Linked DNA regions of Homo sapiens: region 1 is linked to region 2. A link is a loop called in an ENCODE intact Hi-C map of the cell type or tissue named here. Cell type or tissue: adrenal gland. All regions are shown on one strand. Each heading gives the region's core, and the rest is flanking DNA. Links, peaks and the distances in the headings are about the cores only.

Region 1 (10,484 bases), core at 1,603-9,602, 150 kb after region 2:
TGATCCTCCTACCTCAGCGTCCCACAGTGCTGGGAAGCTGTGATGAAGATGGGAGCTTCATCTACTGATATCCTTGTAACTCACAAATTTCTGATGAAGCTGGGAGCTTCATCACAGGCATGAGCCACTGCGCCCTGCCTGTGATGCTTCTTTAACAATCGCTAGGTTTTCAGATCTGTTTCAAAGTTGACTGAGTAGTAAATGTTGATGTATTGCAGGGAAATTCTTGCCTTCTTATTCTTTTCTTCCCCTAAGAGTTCTTAGTAATTGTGCTTTAATACTTTACCAAATGAACAATGTAGTCATTACACCCAGTTAGTATTGCAGTGAACCTAATAAATTGAGAATGGTTCCTATATTTAACATAGATTTCTGGATTTTTTCCATTAAAAAATCTTCTTTCCTACTATATTTATAACATCTGTATCCACTCTACTTTTGTCTGTTCATTTTTTTTCCCTGTTTTTTTCTTGATTGCATTTTTAGGGAAAGGATTTATTTTACTTTTCTTTAAAAAAATCCATTCCATAGTTTCATTTACTCAATCTACTGATAGCCTTGTAACTCACAAATTTCTGTAATTATCTTAATTTTGTTCTTCCTTGCTGTTTTCCTAAGGTGTGTTTTATTGTCTTTTCATAACTTTTCTGAGATGAATTTCAGTTGGCTTATTTTCACTAATTTTTATAATGACAGTATTTATCCCTGAACAGAGCTTGGACTTGGACTACATTCCTTAGTATGTTCTGCTTCTTACAACTAACCAAATAATTTGTAATTGATTTTTTTTTAAATTTTGAGATGGAGTTTTTCTTTTGGTGCCCAGGCTGGAGGGCAATGGCACAATCTTGGCTCACTGCAACCTCCACCTCCTGGGTTCAAGCGATTCTCCTGCCTCAGCCTCCCAAGTAGCTGGGATTACAGGCATGCGCCACCTCGCCCGGCTAATTTTGTATTTTCAGTAAAGACGGGGTTTCACCACGTTGGCCAGGCTGGTCTTGAACTCCTAACCTCAAGTGATCCGCCAGCCTCGACTTCCCAAAGTGCTGGGATTACAGGAGTGAGCCACCGCTCCTGGCCAGAGAAGCTAGTTATTCTGTTTCTTCGTAATCTGTGTCTAATATCTTTCTCCATTTGTTCAACACCTGTTTGTTGGATATTCACAAGAATGTACCGTGACGGGTCCACTCTGAATCCCTCCGGCAATGACGATGACTCCCTCATGTTATCTAGGAGACACCTAACTGTTTTATGTGTGCCCTACTGTTGTCGCAGCAGCCCAGTGAGGTAGGGACTATCTTTTATCCCATTTTGCACTTGGGGACACTATGGCTCAGACAACTTAGCTTGTTCAAGGTCACCTAGCAGCAGGCAGTAAAGCCAGACTTGACCCCATTCTGGCTTCAAAGTTCCTATTTTTCATCTGTCACAGATTAATGGTAAGTTCACCGAGAATGCAAACAAGATATGCGTTTGGCTACAGCCTGGCGGCTGGGGCTCCAGGCCTTCAGGCTAAAGGAGCAGTTGGAAGGATGAGCAGAGCAGGAGGGGCAAAGGGAGTGACCCGGGAAAAACGCCTGGGGGCCTCTGTTTGCTCAAAATTGACTAGTTAAGTCACACACCATACCTGCCGCCGGCCACGTCACTCTTTCAGAAGGCTTTCCTGTTCTAATGAGGCCCAGAACCTGAGAAATATCTCTAAAGAAACACCCTTGGCCCTTGCAGCCAGCTCCCACAAAGTCTGGCAGCACCCCCAGCCCAGCTGCACGATAAGATAAGACGTGCCCAAGGGACCTGGGGCGAGAAGCCAGACTGGTGACACTGCACTGCTCCCTCCGTGACATCTGTTCACAGCAGACACTGTCCCTCCAGGGACTCGGAGCTCAGCCAAAAGGCCCCTGCTTTTAAGACCAGCTCTATGGAACTCCGCTAGCACTGCCCATCCAGAGAGCTTCTGCAATCAGAGTTGCCCCCAACCCTCTGACCAACCTAGTAGGTGAATCAGCACTCAGTCCTGGGCAGCAGGTCTTAGTAGTCATGACTAGCAGAAAGGACCTTGCATCAGGAGAGCGCACAGCCCCAGGTTGTTGACGTGTGTGCAGCTGGGCATGAGTGACAGGGCTATTTCTGCCCACCAAAGTGCTCTCAGCAAGCAGGAGGTGAAGGGAGATGCTGCCGGGAATTGTAAGATCTAGGCATGGCACCCGCTGCTTGAACCCTGCTAAGGACTGGGGCCCCAACACCCTGCAGTACCTAAACTGCCCTGATGGTTGGTTCACACAGACCACATGATGGTGAGAGGCCCTCACAGCACTGAATCCAGAAACAGGAGCCAGAGAACCTAGGGACTGTCATACCATTTTGAAAAGAGGCACCACTCTCGCTGAACTTCTTTTCTCTGCCACCTCCCTATAACCTTGATAGTGAGTGCTAGTGTCCTGGATTCTGATCAGCTGTAAGCATCAGCCTCCCTATAACCTTGATAGTAAGTGCTAGTGTCCTGGGTTCTGATCAGCTGTAAGCATCAGCCTCCCAGTAACCTTGATAGTAAGTGCTAGTGTCCTGGGTTCTGATCAGCTGTAAGCATCAGCCTCCCTATAACCTTGATAGTAAGTGCTAGTGTCCTGGGTTCTGATCAGCTGTAAGCATCAGCCTCCCAGTAACCTTGATAGTAAGTGCTAGTGTCCTGGGTTCTGATCAGCTGTAAGCATCAGCCTCCCTATAACCTTGATAGTAAGTGCTAGTGTCCTGGGTTCTGATCAGCTGTAAGCATCAGCCTCCCTATAACCTTGATAGTAAGTGCTAGTGTCCTGGGTTCTGATCAGCTGTAAGCATCAGCCACAAAGGACTATGCCCTTGACAGGCTTCCAGGCGCCCTGGGCAGTGGCTGGGCGGACTGCTGTAATCCCACCAGGCAGCTGCATCTGTGCAGGTTCCCGCAGGTGCCCCTTTCACACAAGAGCCACGTTCCTGGAAAGTTGTTCATCAACTGAGTCCTATTGGGGCTGCAACGCTGAGGGTGCGTTTTTAGACTATGAAGGCACAAAGTTGCCACCCAGCCAGAGGCACAGGGTGTCGTCTTCCACCCCTCCCTTTCCCCACCCTCAGCATCCAATCGCTCACCCAGTCCTGCCAGTTCTGTTTCCTCACCCTCTCTTGGGGCAGTCCCATTTTTATACCCACTGCCAATGCTGTGCTGCAGACCTCCAGCAGGGCTCCCGCGCGTGGCTCTCCGCTCCAGCCCATCCTTCGAGCCGCTTCCATCATGGTCCTGCTAAAATGCTGCTACAGCACATTGGGAGGCTGAGGCAGGAGGACCACTTGTTTGGGACCAGGATTCCAGACCAGCCTGTGCAATATAGCAAGACACCGTCTCTACAGAAAATAACGAAAATAAAAAATAAGACGCTGCTCTAAGGATGCCACTGGCTGCGGATAACCTTCCTACTGCTCCCTGCTGCCCTCAGGACAAAGCCTAAGTGCCTCATCAGCCCCTCCCTGATCCGCTGCCCCACACCGCTCCACCTCTGCCTTCCACCTGTACCCTAGGACCCCTTGGGTCCTGACAGGGAGACCCCGCCCTCTCTGAGACGGCTGCCACAGCAGCCCATCTGCCTCACCCCACGGAGGAAAACTGAGTCCAGGAGACAATCCCCCCCTAAATTTACCAACTGTTTCCCCCCTTCCAGAAGTTTCTTGAGAGCAGGAGCCATATGGATTCGTCTCTGCATGCCCAGCCTGAGACATCAGTGCCTAGGACTCAGGAGGCATACCCAGCACATGCTTGTAGAAGAAAGAAAGAAACAGGGAAGGTGTTTTTTGCTATTTATCGCATATTTAATTTCATCTTTATTATATTTTTCCTGATTGTAACAGGATGATGTCTTAGGTGTGAAAAATTAGAAGTGGAAGTGTTAGAGCTCTTCTAGAATTTGTCTAGCAGGTTCTCTGGTTTTTACTGAAACCAAACTCCCATGAGAAAACAACCTACAATTGGGAAAATACATAACTTAGAAAGAAAGGGAAAGTCTTTAGTGTGATAGAAATTCCTCCCATATCTGTTTCCTGTGCTTATTCTAATGCATTGAAATATAAAGTAGATCCTCTGAATACTTTGTTTCATTTTTACCAATATAGAATCATATCATGTTCTTACTGACTTGCTCCCCACTAAATACATTTTAGATATCTTCTGTATCTAATCATAGGGATCTACCTCATTCTTTTTGTTTTGTTTCATTTTGTCCATTGTTTTTTACTGATTGAACAAGAACACCTCTCTCTTTTCAAAGACACATGTAGTATTTAATTGTGTGGTTGTAGGCCAGCTTATTTAGCCCACACACCCTTGATTACAATTTGGCTCATTCCCAGTTTTTGACATTATCAATAATGATGCATGGAATAGCTTGTCTTTTTGAGCTTTGGGGAGCATTTTCTGTGGGAGACTTATTCTGTGGGAGACTCCTAGAAGTGGACTTACTAGGTAAGACTATTTTAAATTTTAATAGATAATTGTCAGATTGTCCTCCAAAAAAAAATGATTGTAACAATTCTGGTACGTTTGGTAGTAATTTACATTTCTACCAAGGACGTGAAAGTGCTTGCTTAGCCATGTCTTCACCAACACTGAGTATTATCAGTCTCTTAAGTCTTCGCCAATCATGTAGGCTATCATATCTATTACACAGATTTGTGATGTTTCTTCAGGGGCTTGCTTGTTTGTACTCAGTTTTTCTGTTGGCTCATTTTTAAGGCCTCCACAGACTTCAGGATAATCAGTCCTTTGTGCTCTGTGCAGCAGTGTTCCCCCCGTTTCTCTTTGTCTCCTGATTTTGTGTGGTGTGTGGTGGTCGAGGAAATGGCTGGAGCACACACTCTGAAGGCAGGCTACTGGGTTTTGTCTGTAACTTACTGGCTGAATGACCATAGTTTAGTTACTTAACCTCAGAGTCCCTTAGATAAGGACAGTACTTATCCCAGGGATTGTTATGAGAATGACACGACTTCAGATATATAAAGTGTTCTGTGCAGGGTTTGACATGAAATGAGCGCTATAAGTGTATATGCTATTATTATTTTGCATTCAAATAATTTTAATTTTATGCAGTCAAATGTATTAATCCTTTATGGCTTCCGGATTTGATGTCATAGTTATAAAGGTTTTCCTCATTCTAAGATTAGAAAGAGATTCACAAAGGGGACTATTTGAAGGAGTCTGCGGGGAGTCCATTTGCAAGATGTCTCCTCCTCCCTTCCCTCCCTTCTGTCCCTTCCGTCCCCTCCGTCCCTTCCGTCCCCTCCGTCCCTTCCGTCCCTTCCGTCCCTTCCGTCCCTTCCCTTCCTTCCGCCATTTTGCTGTCTTGTAAATTGATTTGGCTTTTCACATAGTGGGAATTTTTTTCAAGGGGAAACCTATCTGTGTTTACATAGTGGAAGGATGATACACTGGTCTGGGGACTATGTTGGCTGTCGTGTCATGCCTAAAGTGTAGGCCTGTGTAGGTCGTCCCCTCCCTTCATGGATAAAACAACTACTAGTTATCAGTAAGTGCCAGCCTCATACTACGGCTCCTACCCTGAAGGAGTTCACCGTCCAGTGAGAGAACGGATAGTGATCAGGTGAGAGGTGTCACCAAGGCCCTGTGGTGGAAATAACCAGCTTAATGGAAGGAAGAGCTTCCTGGGTGGACGGCGAGGAAGGGCCCAGAGGGCATTTCAAACACGGGGGATGGGGTGTTCAATCTGCTCTACAGATCCTGGTGACCTGCCTGTGAGGCGCAGGGTCCCTGGCCACCCCCACCCCCCACCTGCACAGAGGCCCCGGGGCAGGGAAGAATGGCTCAGCGCTGGGCAGGGTGAGATGGAGAGTGGTCAGAGGCCAGACCACAAGCATCGGGCCAAGACTAGGAAAGCCCAGCTCCCCTCCCAGCTGTAGAACTTCACTGGTCAGAGAGCCTGAGGAGCCCTAAGAAAGGGACTTCAGTCCTCTGGGGCTCCCTTTGCGTGTCCTTACAATGCAGCCTCAGCTTCTGTCCTTAGGCAGCTGTGCAAATTCTGTAAGATGGTGCATGTGCAGACATTCTGTCCTGCACAATAAAAGTGGACACCTTTGGGGCACTTCCTGCCGCCGCTTGACCGGGAGTTGCTCCCGCCATGGGGGCTGTGCTGTGGGTTCAGCCTGTCTGCATTGCCAGGGGTTCCTGGGCCTGCTTCCTGTGGAGGGGCAGCTTCACCCTGGATGCAGACCTCCCCGTTTGCAGCCCGTCCTGGTGAGCTGACTCTTGCCTCCTGGTCCCCTAGTCTTTTTGTTGACCCAGATCAGGACTCTAGTCCAATACTATTGAACCCTGGCAGAGATGCTCCACAGGAAGGGCTGAGCCTCCTCCTCCCACAGGTGTTTAGTAGCAAGAAAAGAAACTGTGCTTGGGGAGCCTACGCTTTCCCTTTGGCCTTGTTTATCCCAGATATTGGTATGAACCCCTCTTGGCACTGGCAGGGGTTCTACCATCTGCTCACACTAAGGGTTAAAGGCCTGCAGAGGGGACAGTGAGCTCTTCCATCCAAACTTCAACTCCATTCCACAATACCAGAGCCCAGTGAATGGCGTCCCCCGTGGGCAACAGTGATTCTCATGGGAGCAGGGCCCCGAAGGTGAAGGTCACTGCAGAGGGATCCCCACACCTGGATCCCTACGATCCAGTCAGAGGGCACAGAAAGGCACCTGGCTGTTGGGGAAAGGACCCTGGTGGGAGTCACAGAAGCCTTTGTCCCAGTTTCAGCACTGCCCAGTTCTGTTGCCTTGGAGAGGTCCCTTGCCCCGATGGTTCTGTGTCCTGATTTGTAAAACGGGAAGGTTGGACATAGGGCCGAAACGCATGCCCTGTGGGCGGATGGGAGCTTATGCACTTTGAGGTTGGATGCCTTTGAGTGGGCGTGCGCTGCCCAGGGAGAAGCAGCTCCCACCCCTTCCTCCAGTGAAGGCGTTGGCCTTTGTATTTTGCGCTGTTCCCTGGTCCTGGCTTTTGAGAAAAGAGCCAGCAGCCTCTGGTCTTGTTGACACCATCATCTGAGAGTGGCAGGCCACCAGAGGGAAGGGCTAAGGACAGAGCCAGATCTGGCTGGGCCATCTCACCTTCTGGAGGCCGAACTTGACCCGGGATGGAAATAATGAAGCAGCCACTGGCTTTCCCAAGGCCTGTGATCCTCCTGGTCACCAGAAATCCCAAGTTCTTATCTCCTGCTCTTCCAGGTAGGCTGGGCCAGCTTCCCAGGATCTGCTCAGGAGGGCCCTGTGCTGAGAAGGGTCCTGCATTTGGTCTAATTCTCTGCTTTTGCCATCTTGAAATTCCGAGTCTTTTTTTCTTTTTTCCTGTTTTAGACTTCATTCCTGAGGCTCACCCTTAATCAACTTGAACGAGGGGCCCCATATGTTCCTTTTTACTGGGCCATGCAAATTACTGTGGGTTACATTAATGCTCATCTGGAAACCTTTTACCAGTCTCCTCTGTTAGGGTACTGGTTCCCAGCGCAGAGCTTCTGTGATTACCAGAAGAACACTGAAGGAGTCTTCTTGTCTGTCTGGAGCCAGCTGAGATGGCCCTGAGATCCACAGAGCCTCCTCCACGCCCCTGGATGGAGGCGCTCCTGCTCTTCCACCCTTTGTATCTCTCACTTGGCACCCATTCCCGTAATTAATCACAAACTCCGTCTGAGCTATTCCTTTCTAAGCCATGCCCTCTGTACTCTGACTTGCCCCAAATAGACAGATGCTCAATAAATATTTGCTGATTGGCTGGAAAGCAAACAGAGCTATCATCTCAGCACAGAGTTCAGGACATTGCACACAGTGGGTGCTTAATCGATGCTGCTGACTCATCCGCAGAGCAGGCCAGGGTGCAACACAGCGTGACCGTGCCTGTGCTCAGCCTCCCTTCCCTCCAACCGTTCCCTTCCCTTCCCTCCAACCGTTCCCTTCCCTTCCCTCCAACCGTTCCCTTCCCTTCCCTCCAACCGTTCCCTTCCTCCAACCGTTGCCTGCCTGATGAGGATAGGACTGACACTGAAATCCTGGGTGGTGCTGTTGAATCGTGGGGCTTCCTGGTGTGGGATTGTCCCCGGCGAACCTACTCTTTCCCTTTGGCCTCGTTTATTCCGGAAGTTGGTATGGACCCCTCTTGGCATGGGCAGTTCTACCATCTGCTCACGCTAAGGGTTAAGAGCTTGCAGCAGGGAAGCCCAGAGCCCCCAGAGCCCAGTGAATGGCGGGGAGAGAACCGCTGGCGGCAGGTGAAGGTCACTGCAGAGACAGCCTCCATTTCATGGCGGTGGAAATGCAGCCTTAGCGAAAAGAAGGATTTGCTTTTATTTATGTGTTTATTGAGACGGAGTCTCGCTCTGTCTCCCAGGCTGGAGCGCAGTGGCGCGATCTCAGCCCACTTCAACCTCCGCCTCCCCGGTTCAAGTGATTCTCCTGCCTCAGCCTCCCAAGTAGGTGGGACTACAGGGGCCCGCCACCACGCCCAGCTAATTTTCTTTTATTTTTAGTAGAGACGGGGTTTCACCATATTGGCCAGGCTGGTCTCGAACTCCTGATCCACCCGCCTCCACCTCCCAAAGTGCTGGGATTACGGGTGTGAGCGCGCCCCTAGCCTGCTTTTATTTTTAATTAAATTTTTGTTTTTGTTTTTGTTTTGAGAGACGTCTCACTCCATCCCCCAGTCTGAAGTGCAGTGGCGCAATCTCGGCTCACTGCAACCTCCACCTCCCGGGTTCAAGTGATTCTCCTGCCTTAGCCTCCTGAGCAGCTGGGATTACAGGCACCCGCCACCACACCCGGCTAAATTTTGTATTTTTAGTAGATATGGGGTTTCACTATGTTGGCCAGGCTGATCTCAAACTCCTCATCTCAGATGATCCACCTGCCTCCGCCTCCCAAAGTGCTGGGATTACAGGCGGGTGCCACCATGCTCGGCTAATTTTTTAATTTTTAGTAGAGATAGGGTTTCACTATGTTGGCCAGGCTGGTCTCAAACTCCTGACCTCAGGTGATCAACCCAGCTCAGCCTCCCATAGTGCTGGGATTACAGGCGTGAGCCACCGTGTCCAGCCAAAAAAGTTTTTCATGGAGACAGGGTCTCGTTATGTTTCCCAGGCTGGCTGGAACTTCTGGGCTCAAGTGATTTGCCCACCTCAGCCTCCCTAAGTGCTGGGATTAAAGGTGTGAGCCACCGCACCTGGCCAGGAAACGATTCTCTCCCCATCCCTGTAGTTCCAAAATGCCCTTGGAGAAAATGATAAGGACCATTTACATTTGCAAAGAACTTTACAGTTTGTAAACCACTTTCATAAACATCATTCTCAAACTGTCCTGTAAGTCAGGACAAATACTTAAGTACTAATTATCTGGTTGTTGCTTTAACATTTTGGGTTTTTTTTTTACTCCAAATGTTCATTGAAGAAAAATTAGAAAATACAGATAAAGCAAAAAAAGAAAATAATATCTGATATCCTATCGCCTCAAGACGATGCTTAATATTTTAGTCTGCACCCTATCAGATTGATCTAAGTATATAAATATAGATCCTTAAAAATAGGTTAATGCTATCACTGTTCTGTAATCTTACGATCCCCATTTTTAGTAGGTGACTGAGAGAGCTCCCAAGCCATGCAGCTATGAAGGGGCAGGGCCAGGTCTCGACTCCGCTGTCCTGGTTCTAAGTGTCCGCGTCCTCAAGCCAGGCTGCCACTCACACTTCGAGGCTTTGCAGGGGTTGACCGCCTCCATTTCATGGCTGTGGAAATAGAGCCCCAGCAAAAAAGAAGGGTTTGCTTTGGTTGGGCTCAGGGTTGGAGACCCCCAAGCTGTCCTGGTATCCCACAATTCAGCATGGGCAAGGCTGGGCCAAGCTGGACCTGGCTGCTCAGGAGTCCCCACCTCTGCCAAACTGGACTTTGCCTTACAGTGAACAGTCACAGCGATGACAGGGGTCAGCTGTCAGGCGGGAGGCCCAGAGGCGGCAGGTGCCAGGTGGCAGCCTCAGGCTGTGAAGGACTGACCCCAGAGAACAACTGGATATCTGTTTGGTGGCCTTGGAGGTCTCTCGCTCGTTAGTATTTTTAGAAAGAGGGTGAAGGCACAGCAGGGACCTGACACTTGCCTGGCTGCCCTGGGGCATCGCCCTGAGCTGTGGAAAGGGCACTTCTAGCCTGAATCTGGGCCAGCGCTAAAGGCAGGACTAGCATGCCTGCCTGCCTGCGCCCATTCATTCATTCACACTAGCATGCCTGCCTGCCTGCACCCATTCATTCATTCACTCTAGCATGCCTGCCTGCCTGCACCCATTCATTCATTCACACTAGCATGCCTGCCTGCCTGCGCCCATTCATTCATTCACACTAGCATGCCTGCCTGCCTGCGCCCATTCATTCATTCACTCTAGCATGCCTGCCTGCCTGCGCCCATTCATTCATTCACTCTAGCAT
Region 2 (10,484 bases), core at 1,369-9,368:
ATGCAACAGTAGGAAAAAAGGAGGGAAATATGTATGTGGTGCCATAACTATTAAGTGAAAGGCTCAAGTTTCAGAATAATATGCACTATATCACATCTTGTATTTTTTTAAAAAATTCTGTTTCTGTGTGTATTTAAAGGCATGCAGAAAAAGTCTAGGTAGTACACACCAAAATGAAAAGGAGAATTACTTCTGGGGAATACTCAGATCTTTTTTGTTGTTTCTTTTTTGAGACGGAGTCTCACTCTGTCGCCCAGGCTGGAGTGCAGTGGTGCAATCTTGGCTCACTGCAACCTCTGCCTCCCGGGTTCAAGTGATTCTCCTGCCTCAGCCTCCCAAGAAGCTGGGACTCCAGGCACACGCCACCATGCCCGGCTTATTTTTCTTTTTAGTAGTGGTGGGGTTTCACCATGTTGGCCAGCCGTGAGCCACGGTGCCCAGCTGAATACTCATCTCTTTATTTTGTGAATTTCTTAACACATTGTCACTCGTTGCAGATAATTTGAACGTTACAGAATAAAGTATGGAAGAAAGTGAAAATTACCAGAAAATCTACCCAGCCATAGATAGCAACCTTTAATATGTAGGCGTATTTCTTTCCAGACAGATAAAAATTTTATAATTATGTCGTAAGCTTTTCCAGTGTATTACATACTCTCTGGAAACATCGTTCTTTAATAGCTGCACAGTATGTCACCATAAGACATTACCAAGTATAAGTTTTTCACATTATCTGGAAAGAACATAGGGGGAAATATTTAAAATGTCCCAGGCTTTAACATGCTCTCACAGGAAAAGATTTATCAGAATCACCTAGGAAGCTTTTACAAAATACACCTGTTGGACTGTTTCACCACTACTCCTCATCCAACCTAGATATATTTTTTGGTGAGAGAATTCATTGCAAGCAGACCTGCATTGCAATAATTTTTTTAAAGGAAAGTATTAGTATATTAGTAAAAGGAGTAGTAAATTAGGATTTAAACAAGGAATGAAAATACCAGAAAAAAAATATGTTGGAAAATATAAAAGCCCAGAAAATAAAAAAGAAAATAAATAAAAGAAAACATAAAAGGCACTTTATTAGTCATGTTAAAAGGTAAATGATGGTTTCAAGCAAACGTAAAAACAAGGTATAATATGCATTATAATATATGAAGAAGTAAGCGGGACATGGAGGCTCATGCCTGTAATCCTAACACTTTGGGAGGCCGAGGTGTGAGCATCACTTGATGCCAGGAGTTTAAGACCAGCCTGGGCAACATAGTGAGACCCTGTCTCTAAAAAACAAAAAATATTTTTAAAGTAAATAAAATTTTAAAAAAATAATATATATAGAAGTAAATGTATAATGGTTATAGCATAAGGGACAGGAGGAGGAAATGGAAGAATAATGTTATTAGGGTCTTATACTATATATGAAATGTCATAATATTATTTGAAGGTAAACTATAATAATTTCAAGTTACATATTGGAAAGACTGAAGCAATCACTAAAATTATCAAATACAGAGGTATAGGTAATAAACCAGTAGTAGGGGTAAAATTGAACCATTAAAAAATGCTTAAATAAGGGGCCAGGCGTGGTGGCTCACGCCTGTAATCCCAGCACTTTGGGAGGCCAAGGTGGGTGGATCACAAGGTCAGGAGTTTGAGACCATCCTGCCGAACATGGTGAAACCCCGTCTCTACTAAAAATACAAAAAAATTAGCTGGGCGTAGTGGTGGGCGCCTGTAGCCCCAGCTACTCGGAAGGCTGAGGCAGGAGAATGGCGTGAACCCGGGCCGGGAGGCGGAGCTTGCAGTGAGCGGAGATGGCGCCACTGCATTCCAGCCTGGGCGACAGAGCGGGACTCTGTCTCAAAAAACAAAAAAAAAAAAAACTTAAATAATTCAGAAGAAGGCAGAAAAAGAACAAAAAGAGAGCGAATGAAATGACTAGAAAACAGACCAACAAGAGGATTTTAGTTCAACCACACTGACAATTATGTTAAAATTATATGGTTTAATCTCTTTTAAACTCTCCAATTCAAAGGAAGACATTAAAAGATTGGATAAAAAACAACACCATACTACATGCTGCCTATGAAAAAAAACTTTAAAGATTAAGACACAGATTAAAAGGATGAAAAAATATATACCAAGAAAACACCAATCAAAATAAAACAAGAGTGGCTATATTAATACAAAACAAGGACTATTAACAGAGATAGAAAGGGATCTCTCATAATTACGAAGAGGTCAATTCCTCAAGAAGACATTTCAATTCTAAATAAGGGTTAAAACTATAACACTTCTAGAAGAAAACAGGTGAAAATCTTTGTGATTCTGGGTTAAGCAAAGAATTTTTTTTTCTTTTTTTTTTTGAGACGGAGTCTCACTCTGTCACCAGGCTGGAGTGCAGTGGCACAATCTTGGCTCGCTGCAACCTCCACGTCCCAGGTTCAAGTGATTCTCCTGCCTCAGCCTCCCAAGTAGCTGGGACTACAGATGCGTGCCACCACGCCCAGCTAATTTTTGTATTTTTAGTAGAGACAGGGTTTCACCCTGTTGGCCAGGATGGTCTTGATCTCTTGACCTCGTGATCTGCCACCTCCGCCTCCCAAAGTGTTGGGATTACAGGTGTGAGCCACCACACCTGGCCTAAGCAAAGAATTTTTAGGTCTGGCTGCAGCGGCTCACATCTGTGATCCCAACACTTTAGGAGCCTAGGAAGATTACTTGAGACCGGGAGTTCAAGACCAGCTTGGGCAAAATAGCAAAACCCTGTCTCTACAGAAAATAAAAATAAAAGACTTTTTAGGACACAAAAAGCACAAACCATAAAAGAAAAAATTGTTAAACTGGACTTCATCAAAATTGGAAGTTCGTGTTCTTTTTTGTTTGGTTTGTTTTTTACAGAGTAGAGACAAGGTCTTCCTGTGTTACCTAGGCTGGTCTCAAACTCCTGGGCTCAAGGAATCTTCCTGCCTCAGCCTCCCAAAGTGCTGGGATTACAGGTGTGAACCACCGTGCCCAGCCAGAAATGTTTGTTCTTTAAAGATGATATTACAAAAATGAAAGGGCCACAGACTGGGAGTCAATATTGCAAAACAAATATCTGAAAAAATATTTGTAAACAGAATATATAGGAAACTCTTACAATTCAACCTTAAGATAATAGTACAGTAAAAATGTGTGCAAAAGATTTGAACAGATACTTCACCAAACAATATAAATGAAAGGATAAATAGGCACATGAAAAGATGTACATCATTAGTCATTAAGGAAGTGAAAATTAAAATTACCATGAAATATCACCACATACCCACGAAAATGACTAAAATTAAAAATGGTTGGTGAGGATGTAGAGCAACTAGTTTCTCATACGTTGCTACCGGGAGTACAGTGGTTCAGCCAGTTTGGGAAATAGCTTGACTCTCTAATAATTAAAGTTGAACATATACTTACCACATGATCTAGCAATTCCACTGCCAGATATTTAACCCAAGAGAAATGGAAACATGTCCACACAAAGACTTGCATGGAAAATTTCATAACAATTTTACTCATGATAGCCAAAAACTAGAAACAAACCGAATATCTATCAACTGGTGAACAGGCAAGTAAATTGTGTTGTGCCCTTATGATGGAATGCTACTCAGCAATAAAAATAAACGAAGTGGTATGTGCAATCATATGGATAACTCCCAAAGCATGATGCTAAATGAAAGAAGCCAGACACAGAAGTCTACTGATTTCATTTATGTGGCCATGTAGAAAACCCAAAACTGGCGGCAGAATGATCAGTTCTGGGGTTAGAGGGGGAGGAAATGAACTGCAGAGGAGCGCAGAGAACTTTTTGAGTCACGAGAATGTTTTCTGTCTTAATTTTGGTGATGGTTACATGACTGTATTCATTCAAAACTCATTAAGTGGGTGATTATACTTTTTTTTTTAAGGACAGGGTCTTGCTCTGTTGCCCAGGCTAGAGTGCTGTGGTGCAATCATAGCTCATCACAGCCTCAAATTCCTGGGCTCAAGGGATCCTCAGGCCTCAGCCTCCTGAGTAGCTGGGACTACAGATGCACACCACCATGCCAAGCTAATTTTTTTTTTTTCGTAGAGACGGGGATCTTGCTATGTTAATGATTATCCCAACTTGGTCTCCCAAAGTGCTGGGATTACAGGTGTGAGCCACCGCACCTGGCCCTGACTATACTTTAAATGGGCAATTTTTTATTGTATATAAGTTATTCTTCAAGAAATCAGATTTTTAAAATGATATTTAGTTGTGCCAAAATTATTGAAACATAATATTGAATTATTGAATACTCTATAAAGCATCCTATTCTGCTTACAAACTATTTGTCTCAATACCCAAGAGATATGAAACCTACCTGAAAAGTCTACATACACTCTATGGTAAAAATGAAAAAATGATATTACTAATTCAGTTTGAAAAACCTTTAAGCAATGGTCATTTTCATCCATTTCGATGGTTGGGAGGGATAGGGATAGCTATCAAGACAGATATTGAAAAGATTCTGAACATAATGTTCACCTGAGTACCTCCTTACCAGTAAATAGAAGGACAAGCTTCCCAACTCCTTATGATCTCTAAGAGTTTGCTTACATTATTTAGTCATTTATGATCAAGGCACATTCTGTATGCTACTTATATATTCATAATTTGACATTCAGTGATAATTTTTTGAATCTTTTTTTTTTTGAGACGGAGTCTTGCCCTGTCGCCCAGCCTAGAGTGCAATGGCGCAATCTCAGCTCACTGCAACCTCCGCCACCCAGGTTCAAGCAACTCTCCTGCCTCAGCTTCCCGAGTAGCTGGGATTACAGGCACCTACCACCACGCCTGGCCGATTTTTGTATTTTTAGTAGAAATGGGGTTTCACCATGCTGGCCAGTCTGGTCTCGAACTCCCGACCTCAGGTGATCTGCCCACCTCGGCCTTCCAAAGTGCTGGGATTACAGGCGTTAGCCACCGCGCCCAGCCAATTTTCTGAATCTTAAGATAATTTTACTGAACATACTTTGCTTAATTAACCTCTACAGTCAGGTTAATTCTGTAACCAAAAAGAGTATTTAGCAAATTCAACAACAGCAATAATATTATCATCTTCCAGCGTCTGCCTGTGTTTGGACCAATTGAAGATATGGTAAATTGACTCCCTTAGAATAGCTGGGAATTAGGAAAAGAGTGCCAAACTCTATAGCAGGTAATACTTCTCAGTAGATAGAAGTATACATTCTCTTAAGACAGTAATAATACTCTTTAAATAGTAGTCTCGGCCAGGTGCAGTGGCTCACACCTGTAATCCCAGCACTTTGGGAGGCCAAGGTGAGTGAATCACCTGAGCTCAGGAGTTCGAGACCAGCCTGGCCAACATGGCAAAACCCTGTCTCTACTAAAAATACAAAAATTTGCTGGGCGTGGTGGCATGCACCTGTAATCCCAGCTACTTGGGAGGCTGAGGCGGGAGAAGTGCTTGAACCCGGGAGGCGGAGTTTGCAGTGAGCTGAGATTGTGACACTGCACTCCAGTCTGGGCGACAGAGCAAGACTCCTTCTAAATAATAATAATAATAATAATAATAATCACAAAGCTCATGAAATTATACCAGGAAACAATAGGGGAAGAAGATGAAGAAAAGGAACCTGGGCCACTGAAGTCCGTAGTGAATGAGATCTTAGCAAGCTGACCTTCCCAGAGCTGAGCCCTTCGTTGAACTGAATTAATAAGTTGGCATTCTATTTCAGAGTGGCAAGTTACCTCAACCTACTCCCTTTGGAACCCACTTCCTGTGAAGTTTCTTACTTGGAAAATCCTGAAATGATTATTTATTTCACCCTCCTGTGTTTTCCCTTCCCCACCCTTCCTAAGATACTTTGAAATGTCTTTTGCATGCGTATCTAGATGAGGTTCCCACTGGAGAAGAAGCATGTTGAATTTCACATCTTGTAGGCTATGCAATTCTCACTCTTCAATAAGGGTGCTAAGCAATAATTATAGTCATGATGATAAAGGGGCCAGGCTATGGGTATGCATGTGTACAAGGAAACTAGATATGAATGTGGGGCTTCCTAGAGAAAAACAAGGTAGTGTGGCCTCATAGTTTAGTACAGGTAGGGAGTAGCTTCTCAAATTAGACCCTGTCAGCTGCCAGGCTGATTTCAGCTCTCTATCTATGCATCTCTACAGCTCTCACCACGGAGCTTTGACAGAGGTATTACCTTATGACAGGATAGGACTGGGGGATCTTATCACTTGTCTCTGCCTATAACAAGCCAAGACAGGTTGGAGTGTGGATTGGCTTCCAAAAAGAATCAGGACACCAGGGCTAGGTCTTGATTAGAAAAATAAAGTCTGTCGGGCTGTCTTTGCCCACAGGTAGTCATTAGAAGGACGCCTCGAGGGCGGAACACCAGCTGGAAGAGCAATGTGAAGCCCCGTAAAGACTTAGCCCTTATTGCCACATCTATTCTGATTCAGTTTTTGAAATGGAAAAAACAGTGTTACCTCTGTAGACACCTGTGATACATGGCCACCCCCTAAAGATAGATGACATTCCAAAATAGATTTCCTAAGAGATTTTCAAGTGCACAGATCCTCTCAAGAAGCATCTTCTAATCATCGAGTTACATGAATGAAAATCTGTGTAGCAGCTTGTTGAAAAACTTGTCAGCTAACCGGGAGGATCATTGTTGACATTCCTACATATTTCCACAATCAGATGTAAGCTGGCTGAGAATAAGGTCTATGCCTCACACTTACTTGTGTCCTCTCTAAGAAGGCCTTGGGCACAGCAGGTGTTGATTAACTACGTGATTGACTTAAAATGTTTAATTTTGTGCAGCCGGGCGCGGTGGCTCACGCCTGTAATCCCAGCACTTTGGGAGGCCGAGGTGGGCAGATCACAAGGTCAGGAGATCGAGACCATCCTGGCTAACACGGTGAAACACTGTCTCCACTTAAAAAAATACAAAAAATTAGCCGGGCATGGTGGCGGGCGCCTGTAGTCCCAGCTACTCGGGAGGCTGAGGCAGGAGAATGGTGTGAACCCGGGAGGCGGAGCTTGCGGTGAGCCAAGATCGAGCCACTGCACTCCAGCCTGGTGACAGAGCGAGATGCTGTCTCAAAAAATAAAATTTAATTTTGTGTATCCAAGCCCACCCTCACACACATTCATGCACACTTACACACACACACACACACACACACACACACACACACAGAACAAACTAGGTTTTTTAATGAAATGTGTTCATCATAACAGTAAAAGATATACTTTTATTTATTTTTATTGAGATGGAGTTTCGCTCTTGTTGCCCAGGCTGGAGTGCAATGGCCTGATCTCGGCTCACCACAACCTCCGCTTCCCGGGTTCAATCGATTCTCCTGCCTCAGACTCCCGAGTAGCTGGGATTACAGGCATGTGCCACCACACCTGGCTAATTTTTGTATTTTTAGTAGAGACGAGGTTTCCCCCATGTTGGTCAGGTTCGTCTCGAACTCCTGACCTCAGGTGATCCACCCACCTCGGCCTCCCAAAGTGCTGGGATTACAGGTGTGAGCCACCATGTCTGGCCAAAGACACACACTTAAAAATTATATTATCTCTTCAAAGGCCAGAAAATCATGATGTTTCACTTTTTAAAGGCCAGGTGTGGTGGCTCATGCCTGTAATCCCAGAACTTTGGGAGGCTGAGGTGGGTGGATCATTTGAGGCCAGGAATTCGAGACCAGCCTGGCCAACACAGTGACACCACTTCTCTATTGAAAATACAAAAATCAGCCGATGTGGTTGCGCGCCTGTAGTCAGTTACTCAGTAACGGAGGGAGGAGAGTCGCTTGAACCCTGAACCCGGGAGGCAGAGGTAGCAGTGAGTCGAGATTGTGCCACTGTGGTCCAGCCTGGGCAACAGAGCTAGACTCTGTCTCAAAACAAAAGAAGAAAAAATAAAGGTTTTAAAAAATTATTACTATAATTATTTAAATACTAAATATAAGATATAGAGCTTCGTATTCATTACTTCTCCATCCCAGCTTGACTAACCCATTCATCCAATCTCCTCTAGCTCAATCTCGCATTCATTCCTTCTTTGCAAAATTCGGTTTCTCTCTCCACTCTAATATTAATGATACTCTGTTTTATAAGAAGACCATTTCAAAGCTTATGCAATCTGATCATCTTGTACATTTTAATTACATGTAGAACATACATAATTGGACTGAATATAATCACTAGAGCATTGTGGTGAGGAGTGAGGGGAAGACCAAAATGAATTCCTTAACGAGCTTTGTGTTCGAGGCTTTTCACTCTCACTGTTTAGAGGCTCTGTAATGAGCCCAGTTAGAAATAGTCCAGTAAGGAGGAGGGATGACCTGCCAGTCTGTGTTGTTTTCAATCACATTAAGGCCCTCAAAGTAATTTTTTTTTTCCATGACCACTGAGAATAACAAGAGTTGACAATGGGGAAAAGGTGGGGAAGGAAATAAGTAGGAAATTGTGACAAATGGACATGAGAGCCAAGCTCCATTTTAAAGGTCAACAGATCCATTTAGATATTATGATAGCTTGTCAGCTTCTAACACACTATAAGCTTTTAGTATTTCTATGATATTAACTGGGGTTTTAAAGGGCCTTCCCAGTCAGTTTTTATATTTTTTTAGGTAAAAATAGAGGCACAAGGGACATGCAATATTGTGTCAAATAAAGTCTGACCTGCTTCCTGATCCTGACAACAGTCCACTTCACAGTTAAAATCCCTCATTAACAATAGTCCCTGAAGTTATAGCCGGCAATTTATGTGACTCTTAATTTAAATGAGGACGGCAGGCCTAATCCTCATGTTAAATTTAGGATTAGTTTTCTAGCTGGGCTTGCATATCTGTATTTTTAAAAGGTGATGCAATGGCCCACTCAAGTTCGTTATTTTACAGTAGTTTTAATTCCAAAACGGTGTTTATTGGTCTTTTAAAATTTTTTTCTTTTCTTTTCTTTTCTTTTTGGCAGGGGCGGGCAGGGTCTCACCCTGTCGCCCAGGCTGGAGTGCAGTGGCATGATCTCGGCTCACTGCAGCCTTTAACTCCTGGGCTCAAATGATCCTCCCACCTCAGCCTCCCCAGTAGCTAGGACTACAGGTGCATGACACCGTGCCTGGCCTGTTTATTGGTCTGTAATGGCTTATTGTTCAGGACAGATAACTTCTAATGGCACCTTGTATTTTTCTGCTATCTTTTTCTCAAACTCATACACTTATCCTCTTTCTCCCACAGTCCCTTTGAGGAAGGGTGCAAACTGGAATAAAATATATGGGGAAACTGAGACACAGAAAGGGGATGAGTTCGGCCGTAGAGTCACCTACACAGTGACTAACTTTACTAGCAGGTAATTGTATGTCCAAATATAACCTCCATCTAAACCCAAGACACTGAATCTTAGTGAGTCTTAGGATTTTCCCCCTCTCGTATTTACTGATTAGAAAGAAACTTGCCTACCTGAAAACATATTTTTCTGGGCAAATAGCAAGCGCTAAGGATGCTCTATTCATTCTCTTTGACAGGTAAACAGCGTGGAACCAGGATAGACATCCTGAGGGAGGAAACCAAATTTGCAGATAATTATTAAAAGCTCAGTGTTCCTCTAAGTCTGAGATTTTAAAATTACCAGGCTGTATTTGCACATGAATTCTCTAGACAAACCCTGGGTTCAAACCCTGGCTCTGTCACTTAGTAGCTACTTAACTTGTCCGAGCTCCTTAATCTCCCTCTGCCTTTTCCCTCATCTATAAAACGTGGATAATAGCAGCACCCGCTGCATCGGTTGTTAGATTAAATTCGCAAGTGGGTGTAACCCCTTTGGAACAGCGCCTATCAGTAAGTTCTATATATGTTGGTTATTATTAGTATATTATTTGCACAAATCTCGGAAGCACGACTGTTGCATAACATGATAAATATGGCATCAACTCTAAAACTAATGCCTTGTCATAATGCCCATTTCCTTTTCTGATAAGAACACTAACCTGCTGAATCAAGGAAATGCTATAAGACATGGTGTCCTTTTATTTTTATCAAGGCTTATTACGAAGTCTATTAGGATATTTTCATGGGCACAATGGAGAAATGTGAGCTGGAAGATATCAAGAGCACAGCTGTACAGAGGGAGGACCTCAGGCACATGCCAAATTTTGTCCCTGATCTGTACTATTCAACATCGTAATGACTCAGTAAACACTAAAAGAAACACCAACTAAATCTTCCGAGACACAGCCTTGGTTGGTTTGTTGATTAATATTAACACCATGCCTCAGCAAATAAAGAATTTTGTGTCTATATTCTTTTATAGGAAGGGTACATAGTTTTCACCTGACTCCCAAAGGTGTGTTTGACCCCCACCTCCTCAAAAAAAAAAAAAAAAAAAAAAGCTTAAGAACCATTAATAGATAGTATGATGCTCAGTTCTGGCCACTATATATTTTTT

What was found. Hi-C counts contacts between places; a loop is a spot of excess contacts. Peaks named below come from ENCODE experiments on the same cell type or tissue, not always from the same donor. Only the 100,000 strongest peaks of a DNase experiment are listed, where the experiment ranks them.
Region 1: it touches region 2 in a loop (2.7-fold over the local background); 96 of 110 quality-filtered maps call a loop at or near these places.

The regions. Positions count from the first base shown.
Region 1 is chr12:583,015-593,498 of GRCh38, reverse strand. All of the region lies in intron 1 of NINJ2 (ninjurin 2), which reads left to right. LOC105369595 (a long non-coding RNA gene) reads left to right here and starts at 7,013. Exons shown (of 2, transcript NR_134624.1): 1 at 7,013-7,251; 2 at 7,501-7,801. It also overlaps the pseudogene RNU7-103P. RefSeq lists a silencer at 9,562-9,856. In adrenal gland, for the core only: CTCF peaks have their summits at 1,918 and 2,203; a DNase peak (open chromatin) is centred at 1,848; H3K27ac peaks cover 835 bases.
Region 2 is chr12:736,889-747,372 of GRCh38, reverse strand. No RefSeq gene overlaps it. Among named protein-coding and RNA genes, the nearest start is that of WNK1, 10 kb to the left of the region's middle. RefSeq lists an enhancer at 3,898-4,017. In adrenal gland, for the core only: no CTCF peak of the experiment used is centred there; no DNase peak of the experiment used is centred there.